Regions from separate parts of the Homo sapiens genome. Here region 1 is linked to region 2. A link is a contact called in ENCODE Hi-C or POLR2A ChIA-PET data. All regions are on one chromosome and are shown on one strand. Each heading gives the region's core, a stretch centred on a gene start or an enhancer-like site at or near the end of the contact. The rest is flanking DNA. Distances are from core to core; before and after follow the strand shown.

Evidence for each region. A loop is a pair of places that touch in the nucleus more often than their neighbours do. ChIA-PET counts read pairs that join two places held with the same protein, here RNA polymerase II (POLR2A). Pooled maps may share reads with other maps.
Region 1: a map with no recorded cell type shows a loop between it and region 2 (8-fold over the local background). The contact joins two enhancer-like sites. A Hi-C loop is called at or near these places in 9 of 37 single-sample maps with no recorded cell type and 5 of 50 pooled maps. POLR2A ChIA-PET finds 5 or more read pairs at or near these places in 2 of 52 experiments (AG04450 and WTC11).

What each region holds. Positions count from the first base shown.
Region 1 is chr16:21,356,365-21,361,600 of GRCh38, reverse strand. It overlaps the pseudogene SNX29P1. Among named protein-coding and RNA genes, the nearest start is that of NPIPB3, 66 kb to the left of the region's middle. RefSeq lists silencers at 1,065-1,134, 1,699-1,993 and enhancers at 862-1,500, 1,765-1,864, 1,501-2,140. Within about 2 kb of position 3,285, at least 4 of the 41 ENCODE cell types and tissues checked have a DNase peak (open chromatin) inside an H3K27ac peak, as active enhancers do.
Region 2 is chr16:21,187,391-21,192,671 of GRCh38, reverse strand. No RefSeq gene overlaps it. Among named protein-coding and RNA genes, the nearest start is that of ZP2, 22 kb to the left of the region's middle. RefSeq lists enhancers at 3,492-3,561, 3,612-3,701. Within about 2 kb of position 3,836, at least 3 of the 41 ENCODE cell types and tissues checked have a DNase peak (open chromatin) inside an H3K27ac peak, as active enhancers do.

The DNA of each region.
Region 1 (5,236 bases), core at 2,036-4,535, 170 kb before region 2:
GAGTCTCTCTCTGTCACCCAGGCTGGAGTGCAGTGGCACGATCTCAGCTCACTGCAACCTCCGCCTCCCGGGTTCAAGCAATTCTAAATGTGAGTCACCATGCCTGGCTCCAACAGATCTTTTTTTTAAAAAAAATTATTAAAATTATTTTATTGATACATAATATTTGTACATATTTATAGGGTACCTGTGGTACTTTGATACATGCCTAGAATGTGTAATGACTTTCAACAGATCTTTGCTTCTTTTTTTCTTTCTTTGGGCAGTCTCCGGGGGCTAGAGTAGGCTCAGGCTCCTAGATCTTTGATTCATTTCTGAAAATGAGTAACTGGTGAAATAAACAAGAAACAAAGATCTAGGAGCCTCTCTGAACTTACCCTAGCCCCGGGAGACTGCTCAAAGAAAGAAAAAAAAAAAGCAAACATCTGTTCAAAGTCATTACACATTCTAGGCATGTATCAAAATATCACAAGTACCAAGGCCAGGCACAGTGGCTCACACCTATAATCCCAGCACTTTGGAAGGCCGAAGTGAGCAGATCACAAGGTCAGGAGTTCGAGACCAGCCTGGCCAACATGGTGAAACCTGTCTCTACTAAAAATACACAAATTAGCCGGGCATGGTGGTGGGCACCTGTAATCCCAGCTACTCGGGAGGCTGAGGCAGGAGAATCACCTGAACCCAGGAAGCGGAGGTTGCATTGAGCCAAGAAGGTGCCATTGCACTCCAGGCTGGGCAACAGAGCAAGACTCCATCTCAAAAATATAAAAATTAAAAACATTTTTAAAAAATTTAAAAAAGAACATAAACAATGCCAACTCCCACCCAAGACTGCACGAGCTCACAGCTCCCTAAGATCACTAGAGCACGTCCATGTTACGCTCAGTATTTCTTTACCAAACCATTTAATTCACGTGAAAGAATGAACTTTGTAGTCCAGATTGCTTTACAGCGATGAGGTTCAGATGATCTGTTTTAAAAGGTTCAGTCCTGGTCATCATTTTCACAAGACAAAACTTCCTAGTTAATTAACTAATGCTTTGAGTACACAGTTTTAAAACAGTATCTCTAAAATCACACACACACACACACACACACACACACACACACACACATTCCACACATGCAAAAGGCAGAAGTGAAAGGCCCACCTCCGCGTCAGGAGGCTCTAAGGGCCGCAGTCCAGTGACTTCACTCAAATGAGCAGCTGTTACTCCTCGTACGTATACAGGGTAAAGCTTCTGTCTGCAGACCACAGCCTGCCTACTCACCACCTGGGTGCCAGTGCCTGTGTGGTCAGTTTTTGAGGATTTGCACCGCCCCTCCCTGAGTGCTGGAGTGTGGACGGCACCTGCCAAGGGCAGCCCAGAGGCTGGTGAGTGCCACGTGGGCCGTGTGCACCCAGCAAAGCCCACCAACTTCCTGAGCAGGTGCTGCTGCCACCCCACCGCAGTGAAGAGGGCACTGAAGCACGAGGAAGCGACACTGCCGCATCCCAAGACGACAGACACTGAGGGAGCGGCCGCCCTGAGACTGGGACCCATGGCAACTCTCCCACCCCCACACATCCAGTTATCTCCCAAAAGATCTGCCAACCACAGCTGGGCCCTCATCTGTGGCCAAGAAGAGTATTTGAGGAGGTGGCCTCAGGGAGAAGAAAGGTGCTGTGGTCAGGGTGGCACCACACCTCCAATTCTCCACTTTACTCACAGGCTCCCCCACCTCTGGCTGGTCTGAGTGCCCGGCATAGCAGGGCTCTGTGGGGGGTGAGGGGAGTGCTTCTCTGCCGGGAATGAATGAGGGAGTCCAGCATGTTTTGTTCGACAGGTGCTGCAGAGGGAAGAAAGGTCCTTCCTGTTGCTGGAAGAGCCTGGGCTCTGGCCCCCAAGGGTTGCTCCTGCTGAGGCCCCTTGGCACAGCCCAGCGCAACTGAAGCGTTCCTTTGGCCCCGGCCTCTCCTGCAAGAAACGCTCAAATGCATGCACGGATAACTCGGTCAGAGGCTTGTGGATGGCGTAGAGGGGCATGGACAGCCGCAGCAAACATCGAGCCATCTTCCATTCCATGCCTAACATATGACCAACAGAAGGCCAGCCATGCCAAAAACCTGACTGCAGTTCTCAGGAAAACTTCATTCTAATGCCCAAGTGACACGGATAATCCTAATTTTCCTGATCTAGATGAAAAGCAGGGAAACTTCACTCTAATGCCCAAGTGACACGGATAATCCTAATTTTCCTGATCTAGATGAAAAGCCCTGAGAAGCACGCTAAACATTTTTTTAACTAGCACATTTATAATCATTTTTCTTAGATTGAATGTGATTTTTTAAAAAGCTTCCCAATTCAAGAACAATTATCTTTTGATTTATCAAAATATGAGAGGAAGAATATTAATATTTGCAGTGTAAACTTTATATAGTTGTAAATTTTTTTTTTTTTGAGAGGGAGTCTCGCTCTGTCGCCCAGGCTGGAGTGCAGTGCCGCGATCTCAGCTCACTGCAAGCTCTGCCTCCCGGGTTCAAGCCATTCTCCTGCCTCAGCCTTCCGAGTAGCTGGGACTACAGGCGCCCGCCACCATGCCCAGCTAATTTTTTGTATTTTTAGTAGAGATGGGGTTTCACTGTGTTAGCCAGCATGGTCTCGATCTCCTGACCTCGTGATCCACCCACTTCGGCCTCCCAAAGTGCTGGGATTACAGGCGTGAGCCACCGTGCCCGGCCTATATAGTTGTAAATTTTTAAAAATTACTTAATTACACAGATGCAGTGGTGCACACCTATAGTCCCAGCTACTCAATTACAACTTTTAGAACTACAAACTCTTACGAAAGAGACATTAGCGATCATCTATTCCAGTATTTTTCAAAGTGTGGGTTGCAAAATCAATGCAATGTGTCATAGCCAGTTTTCAAAGAGACAAAAAGGAAGAGAAACAGAAAAGCAGAACAGAAAACAGAATAAAAAATATTAGTGCAATCAGCACACAGTAATACCATTCTGTGGACCTGTTCGGACCGTGTAAGTGCACACACGTGAGTGAGGGAGGAGGGCTCTGGAACCACAATGGAAAGCTGCCTTCTCGCTGTGGCCTGTTGTCCTGTGGACCTGTTCCGACTGTGTGTGTGCACACGCATGAGTGAGAGAGGAGGGTTCTAGAACCGCGATGGAAAGCTGCTTCCTGCTGTGGCTTGCGCAGATGCTGGTAGAGTCCAGCCATGCAGCTCGCGTGCACTCATCACTCCAGAGGCAGCATCGCCGCAGAATGCGAGTTCACCTTTATAGGGAGTCTGCCCAGGTCACGCAGCACTGGCTCAGGGTACCCACGGCAGCAAAGCAGCTGCACCAAGATGCGGGTATGACCAACCAGCGGTTCCCCTGCCAGCCCCCTGAAGTGGCCAACTGGTCTATCCACCTCATGCAAAAGTTCCCATGACCTCATAAAAAACCCATCAATTTTCATTTAAAATGCACTCAAAAATAAAGTCATCCACCTCCCTGCAAATTTCAATCCTTACAACTCTTAATTTTTAAGGGCTTTTTTTGTTTTTCAGAATCTTCTGAAAATCTGCACCAAATTAAAGATTCTATTATCCTTACCACTAACTGAAAATTGAAATTCCTTAGACAATAAATTATTTTACACTCCTGGCACCATCTGTCTGAACGTACTCTCTCGCTCTGTGAATCGCTGGCACACCAGACTGCCTCTCCCTGCTCCAGGGAATTTCAGGGAATTCCAGATGCCCCTGATTCTGGTCTAATTTACCATACAAGGCCTGTCCTCTACTCAAACCAATTCTGCAATCCCTTAAGTTAACCATATGGGCAATACAATAACACCTCTACTTAAATCATTCCGAATTTCTGCTATGATATCATTTGATCTTCATGCCCAGGGCAGCAAATAATTAATTTCAAATACTCACTGAGCAACAAAGCCAACACTAGGGGATTGTCCAGTAAAGGAAAATGCTGCCCGGATGCCTCACACCCCCAGTGAGGCAGGGACAAAAGAAATCAGCACAGTGTATTCAGCTGATGAAGGAGCCATTTCTCCACAACTCCACTCTCAACGAAGAAGCACCCAGAACACAGCCACAAATGCATCTAAACAGCCAAAGACCCAGGCTCAGCTCTACACAGCTCACCCGAAGGAGCTACCCATGCCTGGAGCCATGACCAGAACCAGCCACTGCATTTTAATTTCAACTCCAACAGCAGTGGCTGTTTGGCTTCCCTGGAAGGCAGCAGATTAGGTGCATGATGAGGACGCGGTGGAGGGCAGGAGGCGAGGAGGGCAGCACACGTCCACACACACACAGGGGCTCAGCTCTACAAAGCCCGAGACTGAGACTCTCACTTAGGCACCTCCCACAGTGAACTGAATGCTTGTTCTTATGTAAAGTTGTTATTCAGGAGGAAAGATAATACACAACCTTTGAAACCAGCCAAAGTGGTTCCAAATAATTTTTTAAGTATTTTAATTTTTTGAAAAACCATTGAATTGTACACTTCATTTATTTTGAGACAGGGTCTTGCTCTGTTGCCCAGGCTGGAATGCAGTGGCACAATCATGGCTCACCGCAGCCTGGGTCTCCTGGGCTCAAGCAATCCTCCTGCCTCAGCCTCATGAGTAGCTTGGGACTACAAGTGCATGCCACCAGATGTGGCTAATTTTTTTTTTTTCTGTAGAGACAGGGTCTTGCTATGTTGCCCAGGCTGGCATCAAACTCCTGGGCTCAAGCGATCCTCCCACCTCTGCCTCCCCAAAGTACTGGGATTACAGATGTGAGCCAGCACAAAACATTTTTTTTTTAAAGATTCAGCTGCAATTTCAATGTCAGTGTTCTAAGAAAGCCCTTCACCTCTTCTTCCCTCTCCCTCACCTCTTCTTCCCTCTCCCAGTCAGCGATGCTGGAACACTGGGGCACGACAGCATGTGCACCTAGAGGTCAAAAAGAACAATAAAGACAGAGATAGCACTGGAGTGGAAACTAGTCATCACGGCTGGGCAGCTGGCAAAGCAGAGGCCACAGGGGCCCAGAGCTGAGAGGAAGTGAGCGCTCCTGGAGGGGAGGCTGAGACACAGCGCTGGAGAGCACGGCTCGGGGAAGAGGAAGCGGGCACCATGCAGCCAGTGCGTCCCCACACATGTGCACCCACCACCATCCCCTGAACCTTGTCTTCCCAAATGGCTCTTTATGAAGCCTCTGGTGCTCCACCAATCTTTCCAAA
Region 2 (5,281 bases), core at 2,587-5,086:
AAAGGAAAAAAGATGAGACAGTCATCACATCCTACTCCTCCCTTGAGCTAAGTATCCATCTCTTGAAACTGCTTACTATTGCCACAAGTAGCTTTAAGTTAACCTAATAATGCTGCACCAGACATATAACCACACCCTATAGCTTAACAATGTATAGCCAATCACACATCAATGTTATTTCTGAAAAACAATGAGAATTCCTGACAAAGAACTGTGCATCAGCTCACTCCCTGTCCCCCCTTTTTTGCCTTTAGAAATCCACTTGTAAATGCTGCTAATAGGAGTCTATAACTCATGTCAACTTGAATCCATGCTCCGGGGTTGCAATCCTCAAACTTGGCCCCAAAAAACTCTCTACTTTTAATTCTGCCTCAGTTTCTCCCTTTTAAGTCAACAGGGAATTTAGTTTCTCTCCCATTGGATGCAAAGATGTGAATTACCTCTGATAGTGCCCACCACTGTGTCAATAACCAGAAAATCCACAGCACAACATTGCTTCTGGTTTGAAAGTGATGATGTGTTGAGTGGGAAGCTGTCTCATCGTGGGCAGCACAGGGGTTGCGGAAAGGTAGAACATGCAGCCTGTGGCACAAGGTGTGTGCTCAGGCTTATTCTCGGTGTTGTGGGCTCAATTGTGTCCCCCCACAACAAGTTCACATGAAGTTCTTACCCCCAGTGTATATGTTTTTGAAGTCCTTACCCCCAGTGTGATATATTTGGAGGTGGGGCTTTGGGAATTAATTAAGTCATGAGGATGGTGCCCTCATAAAGGGGATAAGTGCCCTTAAAGGAAGAGAAAGGAGAGTGAGCTTCCTCTCTCTGCTCTCGGCCATGTGAGGATACCGCAAGATGACCATCTGCACAGCAGGAAGCAGTCCCTTCCTCTGAATTGTCTGTTTATAGCCTTTGTTTAATTTATACTAGATTTTAAAAGTCCTTTTCCTATTGATTTTTAGGGTTTCTTTATATATTCTGAATGCTGATCCATGACTGTTCGATTACAGGAACTCTATGAATACGTCACAGAAACAGGTCAAAAAATACCCTCATATGATGACATCCACAGACACGAAGAAGGCATTCACTGGAACCTGAGATTCACACATGATAGAAAGCCCTTTGAAAATTAGGATGAGAAGCATGATAATCGTATCTCTTTTAAAGCAAGGTGCACATCAGACTTGCAGAGGAAATAGAAGTATGCTCGCTGAATTGGAGGACTGAATTGTGTGACCCGCAAATCGATATGTTGAAGTCCCAACATCAGAATCTCAAAATATGGCTGGAGGAAGGGTCTTTAAAGAGATAATTGTGGCTAAGTGCAGCAGCTCACGCCTGTAATCCCAGCACTTTGGGAGGCTGAGGTGAGTGGATCACCTGAGGTCAGGAGTTCGAGACCAGCCTGGCCAACGTGGTGAAACCCTGTCTCTACTAAAAAAAAAAAAAAAAAAAAAAACTAGCCGGGCATGGTGGTGCAGGCCTGTAGTCCCAGCTACTCAGGAGGCTGAGGCAGGAGAATCACTTGAACCTGGGAGATGGAGGTTGCAGTGAGCCAAGATCACGCCACTGCACCCCAGTCTGGGCAACAGAGTGAGACTCTGCCTAAAAAAAAAAAAAAAAAAAAAAAGAGGTAATTGCATTAACATGAGTTAATAGGATGAGCCCTAGTCCAATAGGATTGCTATCCTTATAAGAAGAGGAAATTCAGACACAGGCAGAAGACACAGGGAGAAGACAGCTCTCTACAGGCCAAGGAGAAACCAAGCCTGCTTGGCATCTTGATCTTAGACTCCCAGCTTCCAGGATTGTGAGAAAATAAATGTCTGTTGTGTAAGCCACCCAGTTTGTGGTACTTTCTATGGCAGCCTTAGCAAATGAATACATATGGTCCTCATTATAGCAAGTTCCATCTGCTAAGTCTAGGGACTGCAGTGTGGGTGCTGGGCTGTTAGGCAGCATTGGTTACTTTTCCTTATCTCAAGAGTATGAACCCCTGACTGAGATTCCAGATTTAACTAAATCCTCCTTGGTCCTGACCTTTGCTCACACAGCACATGAAGACCCTTACTTTGTGAATAAATACAGCGAAAACACAAGTGTACTGGGGCAGATAGTGTAGGGCTTAATTAAAAGGGATTTTCTTGCCCTTTCTTTTTCCTTCCCACCTCATCCCCTTCTTCCTTGCTAAGAGAACCTGGACTTTGTTTGCACAGCACACCCTGGGGGACAATCCTGCTTGGCATGAGATAGCCAAGATAACGTCCCATTTCCCTTCTGTTTAGAGGTGAGCATGTAATACAGTTCTGTTCAATGAGATTTAAGGGGAAGTTGAGAGGGGGCTTCTTTTTCCTTATTTAAAAAAAGGTATGTGCAGCTAACCCCTTTTCTACCTGCTTTTGGATATGATTATGTGATGTGATTCCCGGAGCTATGGCAGCCATGTTGTAACTATGAGGAAATAACCCTAAAGACACCCTGAGAACGATGGAGCGAAAAAATGGAAAGCCTAAATCCTTGATAACTTCATTGTGTTCCCCAAATCAACCCTAGAACCACTTGCCTCTGCATTTCATGTTTAGTGAGAGTTTAGGAGCTCTTATTTTTTAAGGGAGGCATTTTTCATCTAAACTGATTCAAGCTAAGAAACTTCATTCTTAGGAGAAAGTCTATGGCTATAATTTGCATTCATAAAAACATACCAAGTTATATGTAAGCTTTTCTTTGGATGACTTGCCAAATTTGTACTAACCAAAAATAAGAGGGACTTCACTAACAAATCTATTTTACTTTGGCTCCCTCAGGCCCAAAAGAATTGGAGTCTGCTTGTGTTCATCTTTGAATTTCTATTGGTACTTCTGCAAGGGAAGTAACTTGACCAAAAATAGAGTATAAAGAAGCTTGATTCAAAGCAGATAGTATAGTCTCTTACTCCTCACCCACACTTAGGGATCCTCTTCCCTGAATCCTGTTTCAGGGTCAGAGGGGCAGGGAAGATGCTATGAAGTGAGCACCAGCTGTAGGAGTCATGGGTTCTAGCCCCAGCACTGCAGTCTTTCTGTTTGGCCTCTAGTAAGCAGTCTAAACTCCCTGGGCCTCAGGTCCACCATCTATGGGAGAGGGTGGGAGAAGTTATCTATTACCTTGCTACTCAAGGTGTGGCCGGTGGAAGGCTTCATCTGGTGGCTGATAAGCAATGCAGGAACTCAGGTCCTGATGCAGACCTACAGACTCAGAATCTGCCTTATTTATTTATTTATTGACAGAGTCTCACTCTCGTCACCCAGGCTGGAGTGCAATGGCGCAATCTTGGCTCACTGCAACCTCCGCCTCCCCGGTTCAAGCAAGTCTCCTGCCTCAGCCTCCTGAGTAGCTGGGATTACAAGTGTGAGCCACCGCACCCGGCCAGAATCTGGCCTTTTTTTTTTTTTTTTTTTTCTTTTGAGACGGAGTCTTGCTCTGTCACCTGTCGCCCAGGCTGGAGTGCAGTGGCGCGATCTCAGCTCACTACAAGCTCCGCCTCCCGGGTTCACGCCATTCTCCTGCCTCAGCCTCCCGTGTAGCTGGTACTACAGGCGCCCGCCACCACACCCGGCTAATTTTTTTTTTTTGTATTGTTAGTAGAGACGGGGTTTCACTGTGTTAGCCAGGATGGTCTGGATCTCCTGACCTCGTGATCCGCCCGCGAATTTGGCTTTTAACAGGCTCCTATGCATAGGCTCATTCAAGTTCAAGGATCGCGCGTTGAATGCTTCTTCCAGCCCTCGGTGCTATTGAAGTCTCGGCTGAGCCAGCTTCGGATGGCCTGGATGTGCGCTCCCTCTACTGGCTCAGAGATGAAACGCTTTCATTAGGAAACAGTTGCGTTTCCTTCTGATGGTTTTTCTAAGGTTTCCAGCTGGGGATTGAAACTCCAGCACGGGAGCTCCTAACAGGGGCATAGAGACTCCTAGAGCATGTGGCTGGGGCTTGAGTCTCCTCCTGAGTTTTGGAAACATGAACAAACAATGTGTGCTGCTGGAGGCCCATACACGGAGCATGTCCTCTCCAGCCTGGAGGTCCATACACGGAGCATGCCCTCTGCAGTGTATGGACCCCCTGGATGGCTGACTCCCAACTGCCATGGGACACTGTAGTCCATCTTCCGAACGTTTCGTCGTTGTCACTTCTGCTTTAACAAAAAAGGCAGCAGAAGGGGGAGGAAAGGATCTGCACGTGGGCTAGGAGGCCGATAACCGGGTTCTGTGGCTTAGTCATTTGCTGACTCTGAGAACTTCCACAGGTGACTCATCCATTAACCCTGCTTTCCTCTTCCATCAGCTGAAGAGTAGGGGATGGGAATGAGAGCAGAATAACGTCTCTGGACTGTTATGAAAGGTAAGGATGGTAACTGATACGAAAACTCTTTGACAACCTGAACCATTTCACAACTGTGAACTTGTGTGTTTCCATGATGCCACGATTGCCACTGGTCACTCTGGGGCAGACCTGGTCAATTTTGACCCCCTCTCCACCAGCTGTGCTCTTGCTTGGCCTAATTCTCTTAATTCTTATTATTTGTTGAGGTTAGGGTTTGTCAAGACTGGCACTGTTGACATTTGGGCCCAGATAATTCTTGGTTGTGGAGGCCTGTCCTGGGCTTGGTAAAATGTTGAGCAGCATCCTTGGCCCCTACTCATTACATGCCAGCAGCACCCAACACAGGCACGCATATCGTGATAACAAAAAATGCCTCTAGCACTTTGGGACGCCAAGGCAGGAGAATCACTTGAGCCCAGGAGTTTGATACCAGCCCTGGCAACACAGTGAGACCCCATCTCTACTGAAAAAAAAAAAAAAAAAAAAAAAAAGCTAGGCATGGCGCCACACATCTGTAGTTCCTGCTATGCAGGAGGCTGAGACAGGAGCATCATTTGAGCTTGGGAGGTCAAGAGAGCTGTGGTTGACACTGCACTCCAGTTTGGGCGACCAAGCAAGACCCTGTCTCAAACAAAAAAAATGCCTCCAGGCATTGCCAAATGTCCCCTGGGGGTGCTGGTTGAGGGTTGGGGCGGGGGGCGGGGGCGGGGAACAATCACTCCCAACTGAGAACTGCTGATCTAGATTTATTTATTTAGTTAGTTAGTTTTATTTTTGAGACGGGGTCTCACTTTGTCATCCAGGCCGGAGTGCAATGGCATGATCTTGACTCACTGCAACCTTTGCCTCCTGGGTTCAAGCGAACCCTCTTGCCTCAACCTCCCGAGTAGCTGGGATTACGGGTGCCCGCCAGCATGTCCAGCTA